Linked DNA regions of Homo sapiens: regions 1, 2, 3, 4, 5 and 6 are each linked to region 7. A link is a loop called in an ENCODE intact Hi-C map of the cell type or tissue named here. Cell type or tissue: dorsolateral prefrontal cortex. All regions are shown on one strand. Region 1 overlaps ARTN (artemin). Region 2 holds the start of HYI (hydroxypyruvate isomerase (putative)). Region 3 overlaps PTPRF (protein tyrosine phosphatase receptor type F). Region 4 overlaps LOC124904169 (a long non-coding RNA gene). Region 5 holds the start of ST3GAL3 (ST3 beta-galactoside alpha-2,3-sialyltransferase 3). Region 6 holds the start of KDM4A (lysine demethylase 4A). Region 7 holds the start of PTPRF (protein tyrosine phosphatase receptor type F).

The links. Peaks named below come from ENCODE experiments on the same cell type or tissue, not always from the same donor. Only the 100,000 strongest peaks of a DNase experiment are listed, where the experiment ranks them.
Region 1: it touches region 7 in a loop (10-fold over the local background); 67 of 110 quality-filtered maps call a loop at or near these places.
Region 2: it touches region 7 in a loop (2.1-fold over the local background); 9 of 110 quality-filtered maps call a loop at or near these places.
Region 3: it touches region 7 in a loop (8-fold over the local background); 8 of 110 quality-filtered maps call a loop at or near these places.
Region 4: a loop joins it to region 7, with 2.9 times the contacts of the local background. A loop is called at or near these places in 56 of 110 quality-filtered maps.
Region 5: a loop joins it to region 7, with 3 times the contacts of the local background. A loop is called at or near these places in 22 of 110 quality-filtered maps.
Region 6: it touches region 7 in a loop (6-fold over the local background); 83 of 110 quality-filtered maps call a loop at or near these places.

Annotation. Positions count from the first base shown.
Region 1 is chr1:43,934,508-43,938,507 of GRCh38, reverse strand. It overlaps ARTN (artemin), which reads right to left. Exons shown (of 5, transcript NM_057091.3): 3 at 2,792-2,918; 4 at 2,277-2,415; 5 at 1,268-2,206. The coding sequence starts at 2,851. The coding sequence ends at 1,743. It overlaps LINC02918 (long intergenic non-protein coding RNA 2918), which reads left to right. Exons shown (of 2, transcript XR_947283.2): 2 at 1-612. Among named protein-coding and RNA genes, the nearest start is that of ARTN, 2.7 kb to the right of the region's middle. RefSeq lists silencers at 1,683-1,872, 1,993-2,042 and enhancers at 1,987-2,581, 2,582-3,176. In dorsolateral prefrontal cortex, CTCF peaks have their summits at 1,683 and 3,586 (motif pointing right); a DNase peak (open chromatin) is centred at 3,577; H3K4me3 peaks cover 1,513 bases; H3K27ac peaks cover 2,447 bases.
Region 2 is chr1:43,451,947-43,455,946 of GRCh38, reverse strand. SZT2 (SZT2 subunit of KICSTOR complex) reads right to left here. Exons shown (of 72, transcript NM_001365999.1): 72 at 1,700-4,000. It overlaps HYI (hydroxypyruvate isomerase (putative)), which reads left to right and starts at 2,016. Exons shown (of 8, transcript NM_001190880.3): 1 at 2,016-2,352; 2 at 2,450-2,561; 3 at 3,628-3,742; 4 at 3,934-4,000. The coding sequence starts at 2,154. It overlaps HYI-AS1 (HYI antisense RNA 1), which reads right to left and starts at 2,020. Exons shown (of 2, transcript NR_174945.1): 1 at 1,894-2,020. RefSeq lists silencers at 1,980-2,279, 2,390-2,449 and an enhancer at 3,240-4,000. In dorsolateral prefrontal cortex, no CTCF peak of the experiment used is centred here; DNase peaks (open chromatin) are centred at 1,306, 1,946, 2,326 and 3,036; H3K4me3 peaks cover 2,174 bases; H3K27ac peaks cover 2,504 bases.
Region 3 is chr1:43,600,175-43,604,174 of GRCh38, reverse strand. It overlaps PTPRF (protein tyrosine phosphatase receptor type F), which reads right to left. Exons shown (of 34, transcript NM_002840.5): 14 at 2,078-2,104; 15 at 642-759; 16 at 1-564. Among named protein-coding and RNA genes, the nearest start is that of KDM4A, 48 kb to the left of the region's middle. In dorsolateral prefrontal cortex, no CTCF peak of the experiment used is centred here; no DNase peak of the experiment used is centred here.
Region 4 is chr1:44,046,079-44,050,078 of GRCh38, reverse strand. All of the region lies in intron 2 of LOC124904169 (a long non-coding RNA gene), which reads left to right. It also overlaps a transcript of KLF17 not described here. Among named protein-coding and RNA genes, the nearest start is that of SLC6A9, 17 kb to the right of the region's middle. In dorsolateral prefrontal cortex, a CTCF peak has its summit at 2,210 (motif pointing right); no DNase peak of the experiment used is centred here; H3K27ac peaks cover 1,514 bases.
Region 5 is chr1:43,705,021-43,709,020 of GRCh38, reverse strand. It overlaps KDM4A (lysine demethylase 4A), which reads right to left. Exons shown (of 22, transcript NM_014663.3): 22 at 3,503-4,000. ST3GAL3 (ST3 beta-galactoside alpha-2,3-sialyltransferase 3) reads right to left here and starts at 1,485. Exons shown (of 12, transcript NM_006279.5): 1 at 1,328-1,485. It overlaps KDM4A-AS1 (KDM4A antisense RNA 1), which reads left to right and starts at 1,680. Exons shown (of 5, transcript NR_033827.1): 1 at 1,680-1,962. RefSeq lists silencers at 1,018-1,067, 1,098-1,597 and enhancers at 1,728-1,807, 1,533-2,050. In dorsolateral prefrontal cortex, CTCF peaks have their summits at 1,317 and 1,585; DNase peaks (open chromatin) are centred at 1,059 and 1,610; H3K4me3 peaks cover 2,598 bases; H3K27ac peaks cover 1,987 bases.
Region 6 is chr1:43,647,682-43,651,681 of GRCh38, reverse strand. It overlaps KDM4A (lysine demethylase 4A), which reads right to left and starts at 1,533. Exons shown (of 22, transcript NM_014663.3): 1 at 1,430-1,533. RefSeq lists a silencer at 1,647-1,766. In dorsolateral prefrontal cortex, a CTCF peak has its summit at 1,696; DNase peaks (open chromatin) are centred at 1,291, 1,661 and 2,111; H3K4me3 peaks cover 2,426 bases; H3K27ac peaks cover 2,296 bases.
Region 7 is chr1:43,527,743-43,531,742 of GRCh38, reverse strand. PTPRF (protein tyrosine phosphatase receptor type F) reads right to left here and starts at 860. Exons shown (of 34, transcript NM_002840.5): 1 at 653-860. RefSeq lists an enhancer at 1-14 and a silencer at 80-149. In dorsolateral prefrontal cortex, CTCF peaks have their summits at 2,251 and 2,450 (motif pointing left); DNase peaks (open chromatin) are centred at 922 and 2,432; H3K4me3 peaks cover 1,447 bases; H3K27ac peaks cover 2,170 bases.

The DNA of each region.
Region 1 (4,000 bases), 410 kb before region 7:
TGCCTGAGGGATCTCGCCCTCGACCCTCTCCATCTCTCATGGTACTCTCATTCACCCCCGGCTGCAGCTCCTGCCTCTGTGCTGACAGCTGTCACATCAATCCAGCCCAGACCTCCCTCGGCAGCTCTAGACCAGCAGATCCCACTGCCTCCTGACAACCCCTCTGGATGTCCCACAGTTCCTCAGACTTAGCATCCTTTCCAAATCCATGCCCCCATCTCATTTCCAAAAAAGAAAAATCATAGAGGCCTCCCCAATACAAATGCATAGGACATGGGAAACAAGGTTTGAAAGGATATCCAGAAAAGCTTAGGGATAGCCCTGGCCTTTTGGAGGTGACTTGGGGGTGGTATGAGAGGCCAGAGTCAGCAGTAACTTCTCCTTTCTTCCCCACGAAGGTGTGGACTTCTTAGCTTCCTGTCCTTTTCGTACCATTTGCCAAATTGAATTTAAATAATTATTACTGTAATTGCTTACTTATTGTCTGTCTCTCCTGGTTGAAGCTTCTCAAGGGCAGGGATCATGTCTGTTTCACTTCTGTATCCTTGGCATCTGTCATATAATCAGTATCTGACATATAATAGGTGCTTAATAAATATTTGTTTGAATTAATGAATATCCTTGTTCATCACCCAAGATGCAGATCCTGCTGGGGCCCTTATCTTTTCCTGCCTCCTTATCCACATGGAGCTCTGTGCTTTGCTCACCGGAGCCAGCACCCCACCGCACCCTCTACCAACCCTCGGTTTTTTTCAGATGCCCTCATGCCCTGGGCTGCTTCATGGAATGTGGATAGTGAGTTAACCATGCTGGCCTGTCTGCAAGCAGAGGCATGTGTATATCTGACAAGGCACCCTCAAGACAATTCCCTGGATGGTAAGACACTGATCAATGACAGTGGGGTGGGGCAATGGGTGCTTCTCTGTGTCTTTACCCACTAAGCGGGGGCCACAAAGATGCCAGAGGTCACAGAGACAGGGCTTTCTCCACAGAAGCCTCTGTAGTCTCTTTCCCCAGAGGTAAGCCCAGGCCCAAGTGAGCAGCCTGCCAGGACTAGTGACTGCACCCTTGCTGCCCGCCCTGCCCCTGCCTGTGTTCCATGCCTCCCATCCCGGAGCTGCTGGGTGGGGGCCGAAGATCCAGGCCAGGTCTGTGATTGCTGAGTCAGCCTGAGGTGTGTGAGTGCGATCAGCAAGGCATGATCTCCATCCAGCCTCTTCTTCCCAACCCCCTGCTGCCCAGGAAAGGATCTGACAAGCCACAGAAGTAAATAAATAACTTAGAAATAATAAATAGGGGCCAGCTCCCATGAGTGAGTACAGGCCAGTTCCAGCACAGGCACTTTCAACCAAGCAACTGCAATATGTGTCCTTCAAATGCTGTCCCTACAGGGCCTGGGCGGGGGCTGATGCCTCAGCCACTGTAGTGTTCATCAGAGGAGGGGTCCCAGGTTCGAGGCCTGGCCAGTGCCAGAGTCTGTGAGAAGTGGGTCCGAAGGGCTCCATAGCTGAGGTCTCTGGTGTCTTTTAGGCTGGGATCCGCAGGGTGAGGGCTCTGGGGCTGCTAGTCAGTTGTCCCTTCACCTGTTCGGGGATGATATCCATCACCCACCGGCAGGGGCCTCTCAGCTTTGAGGCCTTCGTCCCTGGCTGAGGCCGCTGGCTAGTGGGACTCTGCGGGAGGGTCCCAGGCAGGAAGAGCCACCGGTAAGGGTCCAGTCTGCAAAGCCCTGGAGCGAGCCCTCAGCCCAGGCAGCCGCAGGCGGTGGCGGAGAGGCGGTCCACGGTTCTCCAGGTGCTGTTGACGTCCATGAAGGAGACCGCTTCGTAGCGCGTGGGTCGGCAGCAGGGCTGGCTGACGGGCCGGGAGCCCGGGGGCGGTCGCAGGGCCCCGGCGCCCAGTAGGCTGGCCAGGCTGAGGTCGTGTGGAGAGCGCGCGCGGCGGCAGGAGCCGCTGCAGAAGCGGAAACGCACCAGCTCGTCGGAGCGGTGGCCCAGGCCGAGCGCGCGCACCGGCACCAGCTGCGAGCGCAGGCGGCAGCCCCGCGCCCCCGCTGCCCGAGCGCGGCTGCCCGGGCCCCCAGCCCGCGCCGCGCGGCCCCCGCGGGGAAGAGCAGATGGGGGTGCAGGCGGCGGGGGCGCGGGCCGAGAAGGCTGCGGCGGCGGCCGCCGGGCTCTTCCACTGCACCAGCGGGCCGTGCGTCCCCCTGGAATGAGACCCAGTCACGCGCGGTGTCCCGGGCCAGCCCCGCCCCGCCCCCTCGCCCTCTCACCTACCCGGCAGGTGGCCGGCGGGGGACGCCAGGACAGGCGGGGGGCCTTCGCGGGGGGCAGGGCTGCGGGGCGCGGAGCCCAGGGAGGCCTCTGCGACGCTGCTCAGCAGAGCCAGAGCGGCCAGGGTGGGCCACAGGGCAGGCTGCGCGGAGAGACCAAGTGGAGCCTCAGGGAGAAAGAGGGCACCCAGGTGGGCTTGGGGAGGAAGGACCTCAAGGAGGGGCTGTCCTCGGGCTGAGATCAGGCCGGGCATGGGCTCCTAGCTGTGTGGAGGGGAAACTCAGGAAGGGCCTAGGTTCCAGTATAATGGGTTTGCTGCCTCTGGGAGCCCAGGGGAGGAATCACCTGAGTGCACCGACCATTCAGAGAAGTCCCGCTCCTCCTCCCATTCACCTGGTCCCTCCCTGACCATTTTCCCTCCCACACCTAACCGCTGCCCAAGCCAAGCCCTGCTCTCCCTCACCAGTCAAGCCGCCTTTCCTCAGTACCAGGTAGGAGTCACTGGGAGAACCACTCACCTGCTGCCTAGGCCAGGGGCAGTGGGACAGCGTGGAGAGGCCTCCAAGTCCAAGTTCCATCTCTATCAACACCAGGAGCGCCCATCAGCCATTGTTGAGCTGTTCCCCCACCCTCCTGTTGAGGCAGCTTGCAAATTAAGAGATGAGTTATCTTTTGTGGGGGACCGGCCTGCCACCCCAGTTTCTCCAGGTGAGGAACAAGGGGCCTACACAGCTAGACTCAACCCAGCAGAAGTAGCTGCACTGGGAACCTTACTATGTGTTAGGTGCTTTGCAGCTATTCTTTCACAACTCCATGAGGTAAATGGTTTAATCCCCTTTTTCCAGATGAGCAAACAAGGCTCAGAGAAGCTCAGAGGTTGTCTAAGGTTACAAGGTCACACAGCTGGAGGGGAGAGAGGGGTCCTCTTTTCCCAGAACCTTCCTGCTCTGCGTTGTAGGTCTGGAGATGCCAGAAGTGGCTGGAAGGAGTTATAGCTGGACACACTTGGTCCTACAGAGGCCTTCACCCCAGGCTGCCGGAGAGGAAGCTGAGGGCTGGAGAAGAATTAGGGTGCTAGCTGGTCACTCTAAGAGTTATCTAATGATAGTGAGCCCCAAGCCTCAGCCTGTGCTGCCCACCCAGAGCTGCTTCACCTCGCCCCTCTGTGAACTGTGTTCTGGACCCAGAGCCACCTGAGTTCTCTCCTCTGACTATAGGTGTCCCTCGATGACCACAGAGCCGGGGGATGGTGGGAGCTAATGGGCCCTCTGAAAACATGGGGCCTGGGTCATGGCTTCCTGTGGCCACAAGGGGGCAGAGTCTGCCAAGCCTGCAGATTCCAAGCAGGGTGGGCTTTTCCATCCCCTCAGCTACACTCAGGCCTGAGCCACTCCCAGGAGGGCCAGCTAGGCTTCCATACCAGCCTGGTCTCTGAGAGCTGAGCCACCCTGGGAGCTGGTCTAGGTCTGTCCCCCTCCCAGCCTCCTATGGATCTGGCAGCCTAGTCATGCTCCTAGAAGTTTCCCCCTTGAGCCATCGTTCCTGATCCCAGCCAGCCTTCCTGAGCTCCCACTGCTAGCACTCCCAAACACCCTTTTGGGGCCCTAGAGCCTTCGTAAGTCCTCATTAGCCAGCCTCCTCTTGGGTCCCAGCTACCACCCTCATCCCCATCCTTTAGCACACAGAATGCCTGCACACCTGTGGAACAGACCCCCAGGCCTTCCCGG
Region 2 (4,000 bases), 76 kb after region 7:
AACTTGTGATAACTTAGTGTCATGCCTGTGTTGCAAGGTGGGATAAGACATAGTCAAAGGTGAATAAAGCAAATAATTTTCATGGACATTGCACTCCTTATATATTTATTTGAGCATATTATGTGAAGGTGGAAGGTGTTGTAAGGGAATTAAGGGGAAAGTGAGTCACCTATGTCTAGTTTATGTATAATCTTTACTGCCCTAAGGCATGTCCAAGGAAAAAAGGGGTGGACAATCGGGAGTTGGACACATTTTGTTTCTGACGCAGAGCTCAGCAGCTGTCAACATCATAAATAGAATTTGCATACTCGGAGATCAACAGTGAGGTGGTAATAAAGGAATTACTTCCTCTAGATGTTACTCTTTGTTGTCAATTTTGGATTGCAAACACACTAAAGTTGGGACTGATTACAATGTTAAGCTTAGTGAGGTCTTGATTGGACGAGAAACACGTTCCAAGACAAGGCAAAGGTCCTAGTGTAAAACCAGCTGCAAAAGAGCATGAAATCAGGTGATCAGTGTCAGCTGGCAGCAGTCTGTTCTTGGAGGCAGAGCTGAAGAAACAGAACCTGCCAAGAATTTGGGTTCACCACGGGATCAGGCTGGATCCCTGGTGTCTGAGCTGGCCTCATTTGAGATGGAGTTGAGTGTTGACAGAACAATCAGTGGGAGCTGGGTGTTCCTAATGTTGCACTTTAAGCTTCTCTGTCAAAGTTAGCACAGACGATAGATCAAGATGACGTTTACTCATGAATTGTTGGGATATAAATTTATATTTTTCAAAGGAAATTTAAGATATCAACAACTTAAATATGTTCCTATTTTTGACCATGTAATTCTACCCATAAGAACCTGCCCAATCAGTTGGGTTATTGTAGATGAAAGTAAAATCATTCAAATTATCTCAAGAAACATTAAGAGGCTATACAGAGACAGAAACCCAGGAAAGTCTAAGCATCCCAGCCTTAAGTGCACAGACCTGGGGGCAGCTATGGGTTTGGGCACCCTTGGGATGACATGGGTTTCTCAGGGTGCTACCTCTATTCACAGGACTTGGTTCCCCTCCTTTCCGCTCTAGCTTTTCTTTACCATAGGACTGTCTTATTTCGTTTCTACAGCCCAGTCACCTTCTGGCAACACCACCTGTTGACTCTCAGCATTTCCTTGTTTGAACTCTTGATTGGTTAAATTACCTTTCCAAACGACGCAAGTAAGAGGTTTTTGGCCAGTCTATGGATTGGCTGCCCTGGGATCAGATGACCTCCCTGGTCCAATCAGCTGAGGCTAAGGCTAAAAAGGGACAGCTCACCCATAGCTGCTCCAATGGGGCGGTTTCCCTTGCAAAAGACTAGCGGCGTGAACGGGCAAACACTGTGATGGACATCTCTAGAAAAAGACTCGGAAAAGAGTCAGAGATAGGGACTAAGAAGTGCCTGAAAGTGCGCTTGCAGCGCGCGTGCACACACACGATATCCAACCACAAAGTACAATAATGACTTGCTGCTTAGGTGTGCGACAATGAGCAGCGAAGGCACTGACTTTGAAGGCTATTGGAAAACACGAGGAAATGCTCACAAAATAATATTCCATGAAAAAGAGCTATAAAACAGCATATACCGAATGATCAGAATTTCCAAAGAAAAAAATTGCATATTTTAAAATTTGGACGGGAAAGCCAACAGGCTAGTGGTGTGATAACTGGCGGTATAAAAGTGCTTCTTTATTTGGTCATACAGCTTTCAAATGTTGCTTAACGAACAGATAGCATTTTTATAATCAGAGGAAAGACTCAGTATTAAAGTGCGCGTCCCATCATTGCAACCGGGCCCTCGGGCAGCCAGCTCTCTCTTGCTTCGCGTCCGGCTCTCAGGCCCTGGAGCTCGGCCTCCCTACCTTCTCCAGGCGCGGGTCCTGCTCCTTTTCCGGCCGCCCTCGCTCCGCCCCTTCGCCTCTCCCCGTGATCCCTCTCTCGCTAACCGTAGGCGCTTTTCGTGAAGGCCCGGGTTTTTACAGCACTTCGCTTTTCTAACCACGAACAGTGCTCGTTCGTTCGCAGGGCCAGCAAGGAGAGCCCCGCCCCCGCCCGCCGCCCGCCGCCCGCCGCCCGCCGCCTTTGGATCCCGCGGACTCCGCCCGGCCCGGCCTCCCCAGGCATGGCGCCGCTGCGCTTCTCCGCCAATCTGTCCTGGCTATTCCCCGAGCTCTCCGGCCTCCCCGCGCGGGTGCGGGCCGCGGGCAGCTCGGGCTTCGAGGCCGTCGAGGTGGCCTGGCCGTACGCGGAGACGCCTGAGGCGCTGGCGCGCGCCGCGCGAGAAGCGGGGCTGCGGCTTGTACTGATCAACACGCCCCCGGGTGCGTCGCGGGCCGGGAGGGCTGGGAGGGCTGGGGGGTGCCGGGGCGCGGGCAGGGGAGTGTCCGAGCCGGGGGCTGAGGCCCGTTCTCTCTGCAGGAGACCAAGAGAAGGGGGAAATGGGGCTGGGGGCCGTCCCCGGGAGACAGGCGGCCTTCCGAGAGGGACTGGAGCAGGCCGTGCGGTATGCCAAAGCCCTGGGCTGTCCCAGGTACCCCGCTCCACCCCACCCCCACCCCTGTGACCCATGACCCTGATGCAGGTTCAGGGAGTCGAGGACGCCAGATCTGAGACGCTCAGAAGTCTGAGCCCACTGGTTTATCTCTGCCTCTGCGGTCCTGGTCCTTTGTAAATTGCCTTTTGTATTTTATCTGTCTTATGCCACTCTGTTTGCCACTCTTTCATGCTCACCCCATGCTGGGATCCCATGCTGGGAGCTCAGTCTGCCTAGGCAGATAGGAGAGTAAATATATACAGTGATGCATTTGAGGACAGGCCTATTCCAGGAAGCTGTGGGAGCAGGGTAGGCACCTAACCCTGTCTGGATCAGAGAAAGCTGCTTACAGGTAGTGATGCTTGGACTGTCTTCAAGGAGTGGGCATTGCTTGATGGGCAGGAAGTTGAGTGTTCCTTGCAAGGGTGCTGTGGCAAGAGGAGGCCTGGTGTATTTGGCAGCGTTCCTGAGGCTGGACATGTATGTAGCCTGTTGGGATGGGGAGGCCTGGAATGTCTGCTTGGAGCTGGATGTGGCTAAGATCAGGGGATGATGGGAGGAGGTGGACGGCTCAAAGTGGGGCTGATTCAAATGTCAAATCCTGCAGAGGCCAAACAGGCTCAGAAGGAACTGGCAAGAGGGGATCACTACTGGTCAATGGTGGGGGCAGAAAACAGATGGGAAAAGGCTAAGTAGATGCGAGGAGAGGAAGTAGAGACAGCAGCATGGAATACCTGAGAAGGGCAAGCAAAGGTCAGGACAATTTTTAAAGGTGAGAATTTAGCAGGTTACAGGTTGCGGAGAAGGACCGAGGGAAGGAAAGGTTTTGGAAAGTACTGGAGGCAGGAGGCGGTGGGTGGACACTGAGATGTCTGGGAAAGGGCTTGCCCCTCAGCCATCACTGAAGTGTCTCTGAAAGTGCTGGGATACCTGGGCATCGTGACCCAGGTGCCATGGACTGGAGACCTGGGGAGACGGACGAGGGCTGGCACAGTCAGGGAATCCTGGAAGAGGTGCAGAGAGAGCCAAGGGAGGCAAGGCCTCCAGTCCATCTTCCCCACAGGATCCACCTGATGGCTGGCCGAGTACCCCAGGGAGCTGATCGAATAGCAGTCAAGGCTGAGATGGAGGCCGTTTTTCTGGAGAACCTGAGGCATGCAGCTGGGGTTTTGGCTCAGGTGAGAAAGGTGGAAACACACACGTACTTACATGTCTCTGTGGGTGTGCGGAGAAGGGGGTGCACAGTGGGGACAGCACGTGAGGCTGCCAGCCTAGGTCAGAGGAACAGGTGAGGGCCTTGACCAGTGACTGACTGATGGGGGACAAACTTGGGAAGGAGCTCTATTCACAGCACCCGACATGCTGCTAGGAGGACCTCGTGGGACTGCTGGAGCCCATCAACACCCGCATCACTGACCCCCAGTACTTCCTGGACA
Region 3 (4,000 bases), 72 kb before region 7:
TGGTCCGGGACTGGATGCTGGGGCTGAGTGGGCCAGAGCCTTTGCTGGTCCATGCGCGGACCTTGATGTCGTAAGTGGTGTCTGGCTTGAGGCCAGTAAGGGTAAAGCGGGTGTCTGTCGTGATGTTCTGCAGCTCCTGTTGGCTGTTGATGTCTCGGAACACCACGGTGTAGCTGATGATGCGCCCGTTCCTCTCCGCCAGCACTGGCGGGTCCCAGGCCAGTTCTGTGGTAGACGTGGTCAGTCCTGTCACATGCAGGTTTTGGGGGAAGCCGCTGGGCAGGTCCTCGGGGGTCCTGATCTCCTTCTCGAACTCCTCACCCAAGCCAGCCCGGTTCTTGGCAGCAAGCCGGAAGATGTAGGTGGTCCCCTTGTGCAGGCCGGTGACTGTGAAGTGCTGGTCATCCTTGCCGAAATCTATGGTGTTGGGCCGCGCCTCGTCGGCCCGGCAGTACTGCAGCCGGTAGCCCAGCAGCTCGCCAGGCAGTTCCTTGGGTGGGTGCCACTGGAGCAGCGCAGTGTTCATGGCCGTGGTGCTGATCATCATGGTGGGCCGGCCTGGGACTGAAGGACCACGGGCTGGGCTCTGGCGCTGCCCTCCTGCTGCCCCACCCTCAGGTCCGTCCTGACCCCTCACTCACCTGCACCTGTTGTAGTGACAATTTTGGGCTTGCTGCGGGCACCATCCCCCTTGGTGGTATAGGCAGCAACAGTAACGGAGTAGGTGGTCTCCGGGGTCAGGCCGCTGATAGTGGTTTCCTGAGGGAGGAGGAGGGGTTCGTTCCCATCACAAGAATGCAGGGAGAGGCCAGACCTTGTCAGGGACCTCAGGACCCTAGCCTGAGGGGAGCCCCGGGGCACACAAGGCCAGGGGTTGTGGAAGGTGGGGCTATACAATGGTGGCCTCTGCTGGAGAGGAAGCAGGCAGGTAGGATGCAGGCCTGGGAGGACCCCGCCCATCCCAGGAGCCGCACGCCTGGGGCAGACAGCTCATTATTCTTTTCAGACAAGAACAAAGGGCCAGACTGTTTCCCTCACTCCACTGTGCTGTGAACGGAGACTGAGGATATCAACAGGGCACAGCCTCGCACGCACCCAGCACCTTGCGTGGCTCTTGGCAGCCACACGCACACAGCCTACAGCTCCTGCATAAGCAGGCGTAAGGCTGCCTGTGGACACCAGTGCATGCATGCACAGACAGAGCAAGGTGGCAGGATGGGCTAAGGTGCCATCCTATAGGACCCAGTCAGGACTCCGCTGCCCCCATATAGGCCACTAACTCTGTGAATGTCTATACCCTGCAATACCTCTTGAGAAAGGCAGGGGAGGGGCTAGGAGAATAAGAAAACCTCCACACCTGGGGAACTGGCTTCCACATCTGTTCTCAGTGATGCCTGAGACAGCAGCCAGGGCAATGTCCTCCCCGCTTGGCAGACCCTGCCCATATACCCATCTGCAGCAAAGGCATCATCTCTGGACATGCGGAGAAACACCATGGGAGGTCAAGCCACACCACACAGAGAGAAGAGTGGGAAGCAGGGCAGGGACCACCGTGCAGTGGGAACAGAGCCGTCATCAACCCTGGTATCCCTCCAGCTCTGGCCTTGAGTGGGGCCCCTGCAGCTGCCACCACCCCCTCATGGACCCCTCCTGCCACAGCTGGAGGGTCTCCCAGGGCTGGGGCTCCAGAATGCACCAATGCCAGAATCCGACTCTCCAGACAGCCCTCCCAGCCTGGGCCCTAAAGCAGGTGATTTTTCACTCCAGGGATCAATAAGGCCTAACGATCAGGATTGGATTTAACTCCATCCCTGTCTGGCCGGGGCAGGGGCCAGGCCCTGGTCGATCATGAACACTGGCCTCAAATTGCTGCTCGACAGGCAAGAAGTAAGGATTAGAGGAAATGCCAATCGCTGCTCAGCTCAGTGCTTGTGTCTAAACGCCAATTTTCTCCTGATGTGGCTAGAGCCCTGTGGATCTTGGCAGTGCAGGCTAGCAGGAAAGGAGGGAGAGGAGGAGCGTCCCACGAGCCCAGCTTGACCCATGTCTTGTCCGCGTTCGCACACCTGTTACTTACATAGTCCTCGGACTCCTCTGGCCGCCACTGACCGCGGGAGAGGGAGAGAAAGGGAGACAGGATGGTGAAGGACTCTGACCTGGAGAGGGCCTGGCCTGGAAGGGACCTTGCCCAGGGAGGACAGAGGGAGGGCTTTTGGGCCTCAAAGTACCCATGGGGGTAGCACCCCAGAACAACTCCCGGTTCAAAGATTTGAATCCCTGCCTCACTGAGCACCAACTGGGTGTGCCAGGGCTGAGGAGGGTAGGGAGACAGGGAGGGCAGGCAGCCTGCAGGGAGAGGACCCGCTGACAGAAGGCCCTAAGAACACAAAGCAGCTACAGATGCTCTGACAATTTTGGGCTTGCTGGGAGGGAGAGGCTGCCAGACAAGAAGGGTGGGTTCAACAGCTCAGGCCAAGGGAAAGGAAGACACTGAGGGGTGAATGGGGTGCCCATATGCCCTGGTTTGCCTCGGACAGTCCTGGCCTGTGCTTGTTGCCATGGAATTGACTATTCAGTGTCTCCTTCCACCCGCCAAAGCATCCCAGATGTGATCATACATTACACAATCACCCCAGGCATGAGAAGTGTCCCACAACAGTAAGAGTTGGGGGTGAACAGGGCACATGGCCAGGGTGGGCCCAAGGGCAAGCCAGTCAGCAAGACTATGAAGGCTGTGAGTGCCAAGCTCAGAGCCTGGGCTGTAGCCCACAGGCACGGGAAATCACCTATACCCGTTCCTTCCTCGGGGTGTCTGAGGATTAAGGTAGGAAGGAATGTTTCGGGGCTGGCAGTGTTGCGGGCCTTTGGTGCATGTAGATATTCTAGATGGACAGGTGGAGGGACTGTGAGGTCTCCATTCTGAGGCCCCATGAAACATCACAGGGAGATGGTCCAGGATGTCTCCAAGCCGGAAGTACCTGGGGTCCTCCAGCCCAAGCACCCCCACAGTGCCGGTCTGGCCTCTGTCCACTGGCCTCCATGCTGGGTGGCCTAAGTTCCTCCTGTCCTGGGACACTCTGTTGGAAAGTCCTTGCAAGAAGCATGGAACAGAATATGAGAGGAGACTCTGGACAGGTCCTTAGTGCATGGCCACTTTATAGGGTGTGGCTGGGCCCACGTCCCTTCCAGTCTCCTTGCCTGCGGGGAGACCTGGGCTGTCCCAACCAAGCCTTGGCGTGGAGGTTCTCACATCACATGGACCCTGTCCTGCGCTAGAGGCAGAGCAAGAAAGAAGGGAAGGACGGAGGATGAAACCAAATGGAGATGAAGGAAAGGGGTCAGAGGAATGGCAGGGGGAGGAGGGAAGGAAGGAGGAGAGAGAAGAGAAAGAGCAAGACAAAAACAGAGACTCCAAGAAGGAGAGAGAAATGCAGGCCACGAGAGGGGAAAAAGGGAGGCAGGGAGATGGAATCTGACGTAAAAGGAGACAGGTCTGGCTCCACACTTCCAGGCTGGGGGTGGGAACCTGCACCACATAGTTCCTTCAGGCATGATGGGGGATGAGCTGAGGGGATGGTGCTGTTGCGTGAAGGACAGAATGTGCCGCCCTTGACAGAAGCACAGGGACAGCTGGGCCCTGTGGCCACGCTCGGGACCAGGCCCCACTGCTCTCCCACTGGCGAGGAACAGAATGACCCAGTCCTGAGAGGGCTACGGAGCAGGCCTCCATCTTCAGTGTCCTCCGGGAGCCCAGACTCGAGTTACCGCCCCCATGATGGGATGTCTGAGACTAAATGGGCAGCGTCCCTGAGCCTCTGGCCCAGCTCCCTTCCGAACCTCTTGGGACCAGAAGGGGGCACTTGAAGTGGCTTCTCTGGAACCCCACTGGCCACAGCTGTGGCCACTGGCCCCCTCAGAGAGGAGGGGCTAGGGGAACCCATTCCTGGGATGTTTCTGGGTAGGTGTGTTCACTGAGGCTCCACAAGGAGCCCTCAACCTG
Region 4 (4,000 bases), 520 kb before region 7:
TATGCCAGGAGACAGTAACTGTACTCCAAGATGTACAGTATTTCTCAACTTAACCGGACATCCTGAATCACCCCAGGCATGAATCCAATTCTGTTGGGAGAGTTACTGGCTATGCATTCTTTTCCTACTTAAGTCACCTTAGTCTACTCCAAAAGATACACATTATTTGAAACTGAAAAGCTAAAATGGATAAATTATTATATATTCATGCAATGGAATAGTATACCACAATGGAAATGAACATGCTACTATACATAACAGCACAGATAAACCTTATAGATTGAAAACAATACATAGGCCGGGTACGGCGGCTCACGCTGGTAATTCCAACCCTTTGGGAGGCCAAGGTGGGTGGATTTTCTGAGTCCAGGAGTTAAAGACCAGCCTGGACCACCTGGTGAAACCCCATCCCTACAAACAATACAAAAATTAGCCAGGCATGGTGGCACATGCCTGTAGTCCCAGCTATTCAGGAGGCTGAGCTCAGAGGATTGCTTGACCCTGGGAAGCAGAGGTTGCAGTGAACTGAGATCGTGCTACTGCACTCCAGCCTGGGTGACAGAGTGAGACCTTCTCTCAAAAAGAAAAGAATATATACTGTATAATTCTAACTATATGAAATTCAAAAACAGGCAAAACTCTATGTGGTTAGAAGTTAAGCTAGTGGTCACCTTGGGGAGGGCAGAGGGCTGGGATTGGGAGGTAGCACAAGAGAGGCATCTTTACTGGATGGTTATTATTATGAACTAAATGTTGTGTGCCCCCCAAATTCATGCACTGAGTCCCTAATCCCAAATGTGGTGGGATTAGGAGACGGGGTCGTTGGGAAGAAATTAGGTTTAGATGCGGTGATGAGGGTAGGGTCCTCATGATGGGATTAGTGCCCTTATAAGAAGAGACCAGAGAGCTTGCTCATGCTCTCTCTACACTGTGAAGACACAGTGAGAAGGCAGTCATCTACAAGCCAGGAAGAGAGCCCTCACCAGAACCCAACCCCGCCAGCACCTTGATCTTGGACTTCCCAGGCTCCAGAATTGTGAGAAATAAATGTCTGTTGTTTAAGCCACCCAGTCTGTGGCATTTTGCTATAGCAGCCCCAGCAGACTAAGACAGTTATGTTTACACAAATGTGTTCAAGTTGTGGTGACGCATTAAGCTATATGCTTATGATTAATGCATTTTTCTGCACGAATGATTTACTCCAATAAAAAGCTTATTAAACCCAATGCACTGTGTACACACATAAAAACAAAGAAAACTAATCATTATCAAACTAAATCAACTTTGCAACACCTCTAATTTGTAGATAAATCTTACTGTGTTCAAAAATTAAGCAAATTACACTGTGGCCAGTCAAACACACAGAAAATTTCACCAAGAGAAACTTAGGTTAATAATAAAACAATTTATTTATGTACTTAGGAGATCCCATCCAAACATAAAGAATATTTTCTAAAGCCCCAAATATTCATTTGTAACCAACTAGCTTAAAACCCAGTCATATCAAAGAAAGTCTCCAGCTCAAAACACAAAAAGAGTGCAGTACCTTCTCCAAAGAAGAAAAACACACATTTTAAGACAAAAATACTCACCATTAAGCAGAAACCTCTGACTCATCTGTTCTTATCTTCCTTCCCATAAAGCCCTTTTATTTCCCCACTCTGACAAAAGCGTCCTTTTAGCTCACTGTGGGGAGGAAGTCTCACAGTCTTCGGTCTGCTCTGAGTGAATGAAGGGGATCAGTGGAATCAGTATTTCCCAGCTTAACTGGACATCCTGAATCACCCCAGGCACGAATCCAGTTCTGTTGGGAGAGTTACTGGCTATGCGTTCTTTTCCTACTTAAGTCACCTTAGTCTACTCCAAAAGAATCGGAAAGTTCCTACCTCCAAGCTTTGGTTTTCTCACATTTTTTCATCTCTCTGGGCCATTGCCATTAGCTACTCCCACATTTTGCCTCTGTAACCGTTTCCTTGACTTCTGCATGGTGAAGTTAGGAGAAGCTACACAGCCCCCAACACATACGTGCGTGCACGTGCACACACACACACACACACACACACACACACACACACATACACACACAATGTTCTCTTATGGGCCCACTCTCCAAACACTCTGGATGCCAATCTTCCCTTTTCTGGATTCAGCCCACCTTTATTGGCCACATCCAGTAAATAATACTATGTAAATTCACAAAGTGTCCACTAGAGGACACTACAATCCTACTTCTAATGCCAATGTGTTGCAGTATGGCGTCTGTAGACTCCTAAGGGATTCTTCCTCTTCCCTATCTAAGCTACCCATGTGTTTCTATCTAATTATTCCTTGTACCAGGCACCTAAGAAGGAAATAGGTGATATGAACAAGGAAGGAAGTAGCACCCCGACTCGTGCCCTCATTCTCAAATCCTTGGTCCCAGGGCAGGATGCTCTCACGATCTAAGCATTCTTTCCCTCAAGATGGATGTGACTGATGGCAGATGGGCTACTAGTGATGTTGATGTCACTGTGCCGGGTCCCCAGCAATGCTCCAGGGGAAGCCAAGAGTTGAACTGGGCCTCAGATCATCAACCAAACCTCAAGCATTTATCAACCATGGCAGCCCCATCTCATGACCAGGCTGGAGCCTGTCTGGACCTGGTTCTTCTGGTTCCCACCATCTGTCCTCCTCCTCCCTCCCTACCACACCACCCTTTACCCCAGGACCAGTGCTTACGGTTCTCTCTCCTCAAAGTCATCAGATCAAAATTCATGACCAACCTCTCATTAGCCCACTCAGAGGAATGGGTGGCTCAATGCTATGAGTACAATTGCTCCATCTTAGGAAAACAAAAATGGGCAACCCTTTGCAAAGAAAACATTTCTATGACCAAAGCTTACTGACTAATACAACATTACTTCTTCTTGTACATTTTAAAATAAAAACAAGCATATCTAAACATAATATTTTCTAATCACAGGAGGCAACAACAACAAAGTAAGCATAAATACTTTCAAGGACATGTCTGTAGCCTAGTACAGAGAATGCTTTTTTTTTTTTTTTTTTTTTTGAGACTGAGTCTTGCTCTGTTGTCTAGGCTGGAGTGCAGTGGCACGATCTCGCTCGGCTCACTGCAGCCTCCGCCTCCCTGGTTCAAGCGATTCTCCTGCCTCAGCCTCCTGAGTAGCTGGGATTACAGGTGCACACCATCACACCTAGCTAATTTTTGTATTTTTAGTAGAGACCAGGTTTCACCATATTGCCCAGGCTGGTCTTGAACTCCTGACCTCAAGTGATGCAGCTGCCTCTCGGCCTCCCAATGTGCTGGGATTACAGGCGTGAGCCACTGTACCCAGCTAAGAATGCATATTTTTAAGCCAGACTGCCTCAGATCAGATTCTAGATTTGCTATTTACTAGCCACATGGACTTGAACCAGTTACTTAACCTCTGCACATCCATTTCCTGAGCTGTTAAAATGAAGAACATATAGTATCTACTTCATAGGATTGTTGTGAAGATTAGATGAGTGTGTGTGTGTGTGTGTGTGTGTGTGTGAGTGTGTGTGTAGTGCTTAGGTTGGGCGTGGCAGACCATGCCTGTAATTGCAGTACTTTGGGAGGCCAAGGAAGAGGACTGCTTGAGCCCAGGAGTTCACGACTAGCCTAGGCAACTCCAGCAGACCCCGTCTCTACAAATAAAATTTTAAAAAATTAGCCAGGCGTAGTGGCATGCACCTGTAGTCCCAGCTACTTGCAAGGCTGAGGCAGGAGAATCACTTGAGTCCAGGAGGTCAAGGCTGCAGTGAGCCGTGATTGCCCCCACAACACTCCAGCCTGGGGGACAGAATAATGAGACTCTGTCTCAAAAAAAAAAAAAAAGTGCTTAGAACTGGCCTGGTACTAGTAAGTACCCAATGAATGTATGATAGCTATTATTATTATTATTATTATTATTATTATTATTATCCTTTACCAAATCTTGTGGATGAATTCTTCATACACAGGCTGACATCTGTT
Region 5 (4,000 bases), 180 kb before region 7:
CCTACCATCTTGGAATTCTAGAGACCATATCACAGTTATCATTGTCATGTGTGTGCTTTATTCCCTCAAGTATATTATAGGCCCATTAGAGCAAGTTTCTTATCTTAAATGGTTTTGAGTTTCCCCTCAGTCAATGCCTTGCATAAAATATGTACTCAAGAGGCGTTCCATTGATTGATACAAAGTCTGTTAGTCTCTGAGAACATGAATGTCTTGTTTCATCGTTAACATTTTATTTTTATTAAACCATGGTTAGACAGTTAGACACGCGAAATGGAGAGATTCACCACTTAATATCTCAAAATATCCTTAAGAATCTCTAATCATAGGAGGAGCTGTATTGCCTTAAGAGATTATTTGAAAGTATCATTTGGCTATAAATTTCTGTGCCAGCTTCCTTTTAATCCTCTGTTGACTTGAAAGTACACCAAACATTTCAGTGATCATCTCTACAAGATAATTCTGCCTTAGAAACAACCTAATTTGTCATGGGGACTATCTTACTTTTAGTAACCTAATAAGAGTTTTTTCCTACCTTAATGTCCAGCTATCTATAATTCACAGTACATCCACTGAAAAGTTTGAGTATTTTACTTTCTGAGGTAATAGCCGCCTTCACTGGTCCTTCCCTCAATTAATTACATTCAGTTATCAGGTTTCACTCCTTCCTCATACGTGAAGGAAACATAAATGAGGCTTACTGAGGAATCATAAAAATGGACATTGTTGTAAAAAGGAATCCAAAATGTTCATGGGACACTCTCCTAACCAAACCTGCCCTCCTCACTAAGATATTTTCTCTTGCAAGCAAAAGCACCGAGGACACAACGGGGGAAAGTGCCAGAAGGAAAGGAAGCAAGAGAGGCGTACTTTGCCGATCAAACTGACCCCAGTTCTGGCCCCCGCTAGAGCAGTAAGCAATGACAACCGCTACCCAAACGCTGCCGATTCCCGCTCAGGCGCTCCCTGGACTTTTCTTTCCTTTTCCCACAGCAGGGCCCGAATGACGGTGTCCGTGCTCTGCGCCAAGGTGCGCAGCGCTGCGGGGTTTCACACGGAGATGATCTCAGACCTCCTGGCCTGCGTCCGGCCGGCCTTTCCCCCAGGCTCGGCGGCCCCCACCCAGGAGAGGTCATCCAGGTACTGGGCCCCCAGCCCGAAGGACGACTGGGCCGTGCCCCGACCCCGCCTTCCCGGGCACTAGCGCGCGGGCTCCGCGCCCCGCCCAGCCCGGGACCCGCGGCCGGCGGGGGAGGGGCGGGGCGGAGCGGCGACCGTTATTCGCGGTCAGCCATCGCGCCCCGAAGCGCACTGGGCAGGCCCTTACCACAGCGGAGAGGGAGGCAGGGGGGAGGTGGCGCCCGGCCCGACGCGGGGCAGGAAGGCGGAGGCAGCGGCGTAGGCGGCGGCGACAGCCGCGGGGGACCCCGGCGGGAGCCCACAACGCGCTGGGCTGCATGGGCGCCGCCATAGTGGGGACGCAGCGGCGGGCGGAGCGCGCGGCCGCGACCCGGTCGGGCGCCTGCGACCAATGGGCTCGCGGAAGCCGGGCGGAGCGAGGGCCTGGCCAATGCGGAGCTGCGCTGCCCCGAGCAGCCCAATAGACGCAGGAGCCGCGGATTTGCCGTCCCGCCCACCCCGCCTACCACGAGAGCAGTGCTGCGGCGAGTGCGGGGCGAGAGGTTCGCGCTGGTGGAGCACCCCAGCTTGCAGGTTCAGCGTGGGTGTCTCTCCCGGGCACATCGAGCTGTCTAGAGGAACCCTCTTCCCCTGGCTTCACGGCCCAGAGGACGCACGGCTCTCTCCCCTCGAGAGCGTGTTTCGTCGCCCGCGCGGGGAACGCAAAGTGCTAGGGTAGTCACGGCCACTTCACGCCGAGGGACATCTCATCTCGCCCTCCAGGTCGTGAGCGCACCCATTCCGCTCACTGAGGCCGAAAGCTTCGGACCTCCGTGGGCCCTGGTGGGTAAGGGGGCACGGGGGTGAGCGTTAAGAGACTCGTAGAACATTTTTAGTCCGCGCGTGGCACAAGGCCTCCAAGCCCCACGTACACTTTGCAGCCCTCCCACTCCTTTTTCATTCCTGCGGCTGAGCCCTGGTGTTATCCGCCTGGGGCGGAATTTAAAACTTAATTCCTCAACAAAGTCGGGGTGGTCTTTAAACTGCAACCTTGGATCCAAAGGCCCTACCTTACAAAGGGAAGGCAGTTTGCCCTACAAAAAGGCTTCTGGGAGGAGCTGCCTAAGGCAGGAAGGGACTGGCAGGCCGGGAGGTGCCGCTTTTGGCTGGGGCCAGTTCTCTTGAGGTCGACCCGACTGCATAGGCAGCCAGTAGGGGAGAGAACGGGCCGGTCTGTGTGATTTGGATCACCTGAGTTGCAGTTTCCTAAGAGTTATTAGGTTGACCAAAAAAAAAAAGTGCAGTTTCTGGAAAACTGGTCAGCTGTTGAGTAAAAACTGCTGGGATTAAACCCAGCGCCCACCCCTGGAGGCAGTGGGGTCATCGAGAAAGGTAGGGATCCTGTGTAAAAAGGCTGGTGAAGTGTTCCTCTCTTCCAAAGATGTATGGATTAGTGTTCTCTCACCAATCCACTAAGGCCTGGTTCTGCCCAGCCTCCCTTGCTACATCCCCTGGGAATCCCCAAGTGGAGTGTGGGCAAAGAAAAAAAAAGGCCAACTTCCCTCCCTGGGCCCCAGGAGGGAGCTGACATAGAAAAGATCACCTCCTGCACCTCCCTTTCTCCACAATGAGATACCAAGTAGCAACCACCTCTCAACCCCCAGGGACACAAGGAAGCATCCAGAGCAGCTGAACTGACCTAAGCCTCTCCTGCACCTGGACAGGGCCATGCCACAGGAAGTGCCTGGCTGTTTAAGGGCCAGCCGGTGCAGCTCCGGGGCACCCAAGTCCTGCACCTATTCATTGCCCCCCTCCCTGCTCTGTGGTTCCCCATCCTTGTCCACTTTGACCTCAGGGATCTACCAGCCAAAGGAGATTGGGTCTTCCTCCAGGGAAGCTTCTCACCAACTAGACAGCTCGGAGAGCAATCTGAGGATCCCACTGGAGGTTGAGTCCCTTGCTTTTCAAGCACCTAAAATGCACCCATCCTTCCCACTGGTTCCACAATTTGTATAGAGCACAGATGCTGGCATGAACTTAGGCCAGTTCAACAAAGATGTATCAAATGGGGCAGCAGTGAGAGATACTCTGTTGAGAGGACTCATTGGTCTGGTGCTTCCTCTGTTACCTCATCTTGCCCGTCTCTAAGGCAGAGCAAGCACAACAAAGAGGTGCTCAGAGCCAGAAGTGTCCCTGCTCCCATGACCCACCATACTTGGCCTAATACAGAGCTTGACAAGCAAAGGACCCACTCTCTGGAACTTCCTAGGGAATGCCTTACTGATTTGTCTTAAAATACACAGCCCCGCTCCAGAGCCTATGACTCTAGATACACCCCCCAGCCTGACGTGGGCCACGTGGGCTCCTTGGGGCAGACAGCCAATCCTCTGCTCAACACATTTTATTGCTAAGGACAAGGTGATGCACCAGTTTTCAAAATAATTTGGTTTATAGTGTTCATACGTAACAAAAAAGGGGAAGTATTATAAATCTGATTCTTGTATACACAGGGTATTGGTGTGAAGCCCTCCAATCCTGGGCCCAGGCAAACAAATTCTTGAGGAGCAAAAACCTGTTTAACCCCTTCAGTATTGCCCTCTAGTCCCACCCCCCACCCCAAAATCAGCTCCCTCCCACCTACAGTGGGCCTCCAATGGCCCCAGTTTTTTCATCCTAACCCTCCCAGCCCCTGCATGATTGCAATTTTCTGTTGACAGAATCACCCACCAGGCTCTGCCTGCTTCCATCATTAAAATCCCCGATTCAGGGTAATCCCCACCCACACCCTGTAATACTTTGCCACAGGGGCTCTGCACCTAGAGTGTTGTGGGCACACACCCATGTTATCCCCATGTTCTCCTTTAGGGGAAGACAAAGAGGT
Region 6 (4,000 bases), 120 kb before region 7:
ACCCACCCTCCTCACTGAGGGTCCAGCAGTTCCGTACCCCCTATCTGGGGCCCAAAGGTATGGCGGTTCAGCTCCAAGACTCTCTTTGAGAGTTGGAGAGCTCAGAAAGGAGAAAAGCGCCTCCAATCCACCAGAAATCTAGTTACAGGCCTGGGAGCAGAACACGGAGCACAACTGTGTAAGGTAGGAGAGAAGGCAAATCCAGTTACCCGTATCTCCTAGGCTTCCTATCAAAAATAAGGCGTGTTTCTAAACAGGCGCTTTTCATGAACCTGGCAGAAACTTTGCATGGCAGGTATACTGTTCTCCCTGTTTTACATACCAGGAAATTTGCCCACAGCCCACTCTTAAGTGCACCTTCCACTGCTCTATACTGCTTACATACTCATCTCCACCTGGACTAAGTCCTCTGCAAGGGCAGCTCCAAGTGTGGAGAAACCCGAAGTTTATTTAATTTTGAAGACCCTCTTAAAAAGAAAAATGAATCCAAAATATCTTACTTTTGCACATTTTATAAAAACATACAATCATGTGAATACAATGTTGGGGCCCTTCCCCGGGCCTTCAAAGGGGCCCTAATGGGCTTCATCAGCCTCTGCCCCTATTCATCTTTGTATGCCTAGAACAATGCATGGCACAGAGTAGGCAATCGGTAACTGTTGAAAAACTGATTTCCTCACCCTCACCTCAATTGTTCATCCCTTCTTCAACCCTAGGATTCCCTTCCCCCAAATCTGTTCCCTGGGGAAAGCTCCCGTTTCATGACACCTTCCCTCCCAATCAGTAACAAAGCCTAGAGATTCAAGAACACCGGCTCCGAAGTCAAAACTCTGAATACAGATCCGGTCTCTGCCGTTTATTAGCTATGTGACCTTGGCTGTGTGAGCTGACTTGAGTCTCAGTTTCTCCACCTGTAAAATGGGGATCCCAACCCCCTGCCCTGCAGGGTCGCTGTGATTAGCTCAGATGATGCAAGCGAAGCACTAAGCACTAGGCCCGGTACTTACCCACTCAATAAAGCTAGCTGTTGCTAACAACCCCCTCGGACTCCCGCACCCTTCCCTCGCAGCCGCTCCCGCGAGCATCACTCCAAAGGCAGCGCACCCTGCTCCCCACCGTCCCCGAACCTCACCGCGCACAGGTTCGGCCCCTCCCGGCCCCGCCGCCTTGGCGAGTGAAGCTCGGCCGCAGGAAGAAGAAAATAAGGCCCAGATGACCCGCCCCCCTCTCCCGAGGTCCATTGGCCTTGAAGATTGGAAAGGACCAATCTCAGAACCCATTCTGGAAGCTCCTTCTCCTATTGGCCGAGAAACATGCCGATCACTCACCGCTGGAAGACCCACCCCCACCGCCCCTCCCCCACCAAAACTCACGGTCACTGCTACAGCGGCAATGATCCTCGAGAATTCCAAAACCCTATAGTTCTCACCTACAGCCCAAAGCCCCGCCAGGGCTTAGGCTCAGCTCCTGCTGTCGCCACTGGCCGATCCTACTGCTTTTCCAGCAGGCGAAGGCCGAAACTCCGCCTCCTCTAAAGTCGGCATCTGCGCAGCCGTACAGAGTCAACCAATTCAAGGGTGGCTGCAAGCCATACACCAGCCAATGAGCACGCGCCGCAGCCACCTCCCAGTCCCGACCTCAGTGTGCTCAGCCTATGAGCGCCGGCTCGGGCTGTTGCCGGGAGGAAACGCTGTACCACTAGGGACCGCGGCCAGTGAGCCTCTAGCTGGATCGCGAAGCTGGCCAATCATAGGCGGGCTCCTGGTCACCCATAACTAATCAGGGTTGAAAGAAGCTAGTACCTGGAAGTGGGCCGGTCCGGTAGATGGGTAAGGGCGGTGAGGTTACTATAGGATGTCGCTAACGAAAGGATAGGCCAAAGTTTTCTTGGGATGAGTATCCTCTTTGCCTAACGTGGAAATGTGTCGGGGCCCTTAGGGGCAGCTTCCGAGCTCAGGGAGTGCTGAAAAGATGACCGTCTTGTCCCGGTTTGTCCTGGGTGTCTCGGTTTTCAAAACAAAATCCCGTGGCCTTGGAAACCCCTCATTCGCTGTCAAGCCTGAACAGGGAAGGGAAGCTGCCCTGAGGGTCATTAGGACAGACCATGAGGGAGGCTCTCCTTAGGGTCATTAAAAAGCAATTCCTGGCCGGGCGTGGTCCCTCACGCCTGTAATCCCAGCACTTTGGGAGGCCGAGGCGGGCGGGTCACCTGAAGTCGGCAGTTTGAGACCGCCTGACCAACATGGAGAAACCCCGTCTCTACTCAAAAAAAAAATACAAAATTAGCCGGGCGTGGTGTTGCATGCCTGTAGTCCCAGCTACTCCGGAGGTTGAGGCAGGAGAATCGCTTGAACCCGGGAGGCGGAGGTTGCGGTGGGCCGAGATCGCGCCATTGCACTCCAACCTGGGCAACAAGAGTGAAACTCCGTCTAAAAAAAAAAAAAAAAAAAAAAAAGCAGTTCCTCAGTGAGCGGGGATTTGGGGGATCATTAGGAGCAGCTCTTGGGGCGGAGAGGGGGGCATCCTGGGAATCAGAAGAGGCACTTCTGGAGGGCGAGGGGGCTTCCTAGAAGTCATTAGGAGCGGTTCCTGAGGGGTAGTGAGTCGCCTTAAGGAATTCCCAGATTGTCAAGGGTAGTGGGGAAGGTCAAGTAGGAAAGTAAAATACCCACAACCAGAGTCATAAAAAAATATACAGAATTACCATGGATGAATAATGGGGTAGTGCCCTGGAAAGAGCTATATGGAGTCAGGCCTGTGTTCAAAACTAGTAACTTCTCTGAGCCTGGGAGTTCACATCAATAAAATGGAAAAAATAATGCCTTGCAAATTTTGTAAAGATGAGAGTTAATGAATGTTGGCAAAAAGAACATATTTCATAGAATGCTATGGACCAATCATGATTTATGCCTCAGGCTGGGTACATGCCTACTGAAAAAAAAATCTTTAAAAAAAATAGTTTCAAAAACAGAAATGACTGTTTCAAAAAGAATGGCCGTTGGCTACGCAGCCACAAGTCTTTCACAATAGGGGTTTTTGCCCTTACCCAGTAAGGTAATCGACAGTATTAGATAATAGATTATACTGAGTGGCTCACAAAAGTGCCGAGTCTGAAGAATCCAACTTGCAGGACACATAAAGAAAACCCAAATCCTGCGGTAGAATTCATCCACCACTGTCTTTCCTGCTGCCACTAAGCACAAGATACTGCAGGTTGCTTCACAGACTCCACTGTCCTGGACATGGATACAGTCGCTAGTTACTGTTACTGTGTTCCATAAACTGGATTTTGCTGTATTTCCTGGTGCTGCCAGATGATTTCCAAGGGCCCTCTACTGTGTATCACTAGCTTCCAATTGGTATGTGCATGTGATAGGTGGAGCCTAAATCAAGTTCTCGTGATATGCTCCCATTTTTCTGACCAGTTTTCCTGTTTCCTTTTTAAGCTCACCTTTCCCTTTGCACACTTTTTGTTTGTTTGCTTGCTTTTTTGTTTTTTTGTTTTTGAGACGGAGTTTCGTTCTTGTTGCCCAGGCACGATCTCGGCTCACTGCCACCTCCGCCTCCCAGGTTCAAATGATTCTCCTGCCTCAGCCTCCTGAGTAGCTGGGATTACAGGCGCCCGCCACCACACCCGGCTAATTTTTTTTGTATTTTTAGTAGAGACAGGGTTTCATCATGTTGGCCAGGCTGGTCTCAAACTCCTGACCTCAAGTGATCCACCCGCCTTGGCCTCCCAAAGTGCAGGGATGACAGGCGTGAGCCACCGTGCCCAGCCCCTTTGCACGCTTTAAATGTCGATATTCTAAGCAAAACTAACCTATAGCAATAAAAGTCAATGTTCTGGTTACTTTTAGGTAGGGGACAGGGAATGATGGGAAAGGGTGGCACAAAGAATGCTCTGGGGTGTTAGGAATTTTTTTTTTTTTTTTTTGAGATGGAGTTTTGCTCTTGTTGCCCAGACTGAAGTGCAGTAGTGTGATCTCGGCTCACTGCAACC
Region 7 (4,000 bases):
CACCCGGTTGGGGGCGGGTACAGCCCGTTCGGCCCCTCCCCATCCCGTGCTCGCGAACGAAGGGGGTGGGGGGGCTTCAAACTCGCGCCCGGCGCAGCCCGGGACCGCACGTGCGCCGGGGCCGCGAGCGAGACCCGGGCGCGCCGGCTGCGGATCCCCCGCCGGCTGGGAGGGGGCGCCTGTGCGGCGGGGGCGGGGGCGCGGCCTGGACCCGCCCGGAGCCCGGGGCTGGGGGGTCTGAGGGCCGCCCCCGGAGCGCGTCCGCGCTAGAAGGGGGGACGAGGCGGGACCGATGAGGGGGAGCAAGAACGCAAACGGGAAACTTTGCGCTGGGTGGGGGGGGCGGGCTGCGGCTAAGGTGCGGTGGAGAGGGAGGGAGGCGGCGAGGGGCGGCGGGGAGCGAGCCAGCCAGCAGCGCTGGGGGCGCGTCTGCCGCGGGGTGAGCGGGGAGGAGCCGCCAGGCTGGGGCGTGGAGGGGGGGCTTCGCCGAGGCTGCGGGCGCGGCAGGTGGGGGCGCGGCCCGGCCTCAGCGGCGCCCTCGTCCCCCCCGGGACCGCCCCCAGCTCCGCCGGGTGGACTAGCGGGGAGGGCAAGGAGAGCGGGGAAGGGACGGGAGCGGAGGGGGCTGGTGGGGGGCCGGGGGGTCACTCACCGCCTATCCAGGGGCCGTCGGTCCGCATGTCCCCCCGCAAGCCGCTAGGGCCGCTGCTCCCACTCCTCTGCCGCCGCCGCCTCCACCTGGTCCCGCTCCCGCCACCGCCACCCGAGCTGGAGCCGGAGCCGGAGCCGGAGCCGGAGCCCGAGCCCGAGCCGGAGCCGAAGCTGGAGCCGCCGCCTCTGCCGCCGCCACCGCTCCCGCCGCTCCCGCGCCAGCTCCAGCCGCGCGCTCCCCTCGCGCTCGCGCCCGCGCCCCTGCCCCTGCCGTGCGCGCCCCCGGCGGCGCCCCTCCCCTCGTGCACTCTCGCTCGTAGAGCCGCGGAGCCGCTGAGGCCCAGACAGGCCACAACCCAACGCCAAGTCGAAACCGACCGGAACCTCAATATTGAACCCGAACCCCAATAATGAACATAGACAGACCAAACTCTGATACTACATCCAGATCCTTCTAGTGGCTCCCAGCCCTAGCATGAACCTAATACCACTCTAGGACCCCATTTCCTCCCCATACAGATCTGAACCTGATACTGAGCCCACACCTTGCCCTAAACCCAATATTGAGTCCAAAGCCCTTAATCTGCCCCCAAATTAGCACAAGTAGTAATTTTGTTGTGAACCTCTATACTGATCCCAAATACCAATTCTGACTCTAAATCTCTTTATTACTTCTACTTGCCCTAACCTTGATAGTGACGCTAGCACCAACGCTGGACCTTAAATGGAACCCTGTACTAATGCTCAGCCCCCAGTCCCTAAATGAACCCTAAAGTCCAAAAGCTACCTTGCTATGGACCCCAGTTATCTCTCTTCTGAACCCCAAGCCTTACATAAAACTCCAGTACTGCTCTCCCATTCCCAGATCAACACCAATGCACTCTGAATTCGATTCTCAATTCCAGAGTTGGGATTGGGTCACCATAAAAGGACCCCCAAACACAGATACTGACCTGAAACCCCACCCAAACTTGAGACCATTTAGGACCCTAAACCAACCCAGCTTTAATAATAATCTTGGAACCCAAGATAAGACTGGCTTTGCAGAAACTCCACACAAAGCCCCTTCATCCTCATGTTCACCCTCCACTTCTCTGACCTAGTGTCAACCCCAAGCAGAGACTGACTAATACCCCAATATTATACCAATTCCAGCTGTGAACCTTACATTGGCCTCGGAATTAAAGACATGATAATGCCCTCTAAATGTAATTTAAATGTCAGTACTGAGTTTCTGACTTCTCATACCAAACTCAAATAATGACCCTAGAAATTTCTGGGTGAAACCAATAACCTACCTGAAGATTTATTCCAAGACCTACTGATCAGAGGGATTTGATGAGCTTCAATCCAAGCGCCCCTGCCTCCAGACCCCGCCCCCACGCAATCCGTGTTAAAACCACTTAAGAGTCAGCCAAAGCCACACCAGCTCTTTCCTATCTACCCCACCCCTCCTCCCCCCGCCGCTTGCTAGGCTTCACCATGAAGGATGGGGGACCTACCCCCACTGCCCTGGGTCAGGTAACTGAGCAGAAAAAGAGATGAGGTTTCTCCTCTGTGGGGTTTCTTCTGTGGGGTCTTTCTGATAACCCTGTAAGTTTGGAGTCAGGTGAGAAATAAAATTTGGAGATCGTTGAGGTGCCTGGATTCAGGGATCACGTGGTAATGTGCAGGGCATGGTTGCTGTGGTGTTCAGGGATCTGGGCTGAGGAATCAGGTTCTGGTAACCACCTGATTCACTGCCTGTTTTTGTCCTGAACTTGAATTCACAAACAGTGCGTGTGCGCCCCCTGGCGTATGAGGAGGGGATGGGACTGGCTCCAGTGATTCTGGACAATTTGGTTTGGATGACAAACGGATCAAAAATGAATATTTCCAGTGAGTGGTTTTTCACCATTGGTAATTTTGGTGCACCACGGGGGAGGTATTGCAAATTTTATGCATCTTTAAGCATTTTTGCCTTTTTTTCCAGAACTTTGAGGATTTAGAGATTCCCTCTCGGCCCCCAAATTTTAAAAGTATACTTTTCAGCCAATTATTCCTGCCCATTGCTGAGTTATTAAAACAGTTCTTTTCCTTGGCTTCATTGGCCCACCCTCTCCTCACTGGCTACTGTCTCTGATTCCTTTACCACCTCGTCTTCTGCTCTTCCGGGACTCTGTCCTAGGCCTCCTCTTTTCTCCTGCTCTGCCCCTTTTCTCTGGATCATCTTGACCACTACCAACCATATGCTGATGACTTCCAAGTCTCTATCTCCAGTCTGGGCCGCTCCTGTGAGCTCCAGATCCATATAACTAAGAGCCTCCTCTGTCCCGCCCACCCCAGATCTGCTTACCTTCAATACTGCCCGTCTCAGGCAGTGGCATCTTCAGCAATTTAATCACTGACATGCAGAGACCTTCCCTCCTGCACCACTGTCCAATCAGTCATCAGTCCTGCAAATTTTGAAAAACAGAGACTAGAGACCATATGGCTCCATGAGGGACACATGCAGAGAGTTTCTGGCTTTTGGGTTTCAGTCCACACACGCACAAAGCCAAACTGGTCCTAACTTCTCTTGCATGCAGTTATAATATAATGCCCCTTAAGACTTGCTCTACTGGCCAGGCATGGTGGCTTACGCCTACAATCCCAGCACTTTGGGGGGCTGAGGCGGGCAGATCACCCGAGGTCAGGAGTTCGAGACCAGCCTGGCCAACATGGTGAAACCCCATCTCTACTAAAAGAAAAAAAAAATACAAAAATTAGCCAGGTGTGCACCTGTAATTCCAGCTACTTGGGAGGCTGGGGCAGGAGAATTGCTTGAACCTGGAAGGCAGAGGTTGCAGTGGAGATTGCTCCACTGCACTCCAGCCTGGGCCACAGAGCAAGACTCTGTTTTAAAAAATAAAATAAAATAAAAGACTTGCTCTACCTTTAGTGTGTTTTGGCACCTCAGAGCCAACTGTACCTGTTTGGAACCATTGTTTCCTCCAGGAAGCCATCCTGGCTGTCACCACTGTTTGTATCTGTGCCTATCTCCCTGACCTGTGGACAGCAGTTCCTTGCAGGCAGGAGAAATGAGTCCACCTTGTTCCCTGTCATATCCCAGTGGCCAGCACAGGGTCCTCACACACAATAGATACTTGATACATATTTGTTAAAGAATGAAGATTGACTTTCCTATCTGTGCTCAAGGAACCATCAGACATAAATGACTAAGTGAGGGAACAGCTCCCTGACCAAGTCTTAGAGCTCATCCAGCCCCAGTCTTCTGTAGCCCTGGCATGCACTAGAAGAGGGGCTCGTGGTGTTCGCTAGCCTGTGTGCCTGCTAGCCTGGGCCTTGGTAGTCCTGAAGCTCTGGCAGC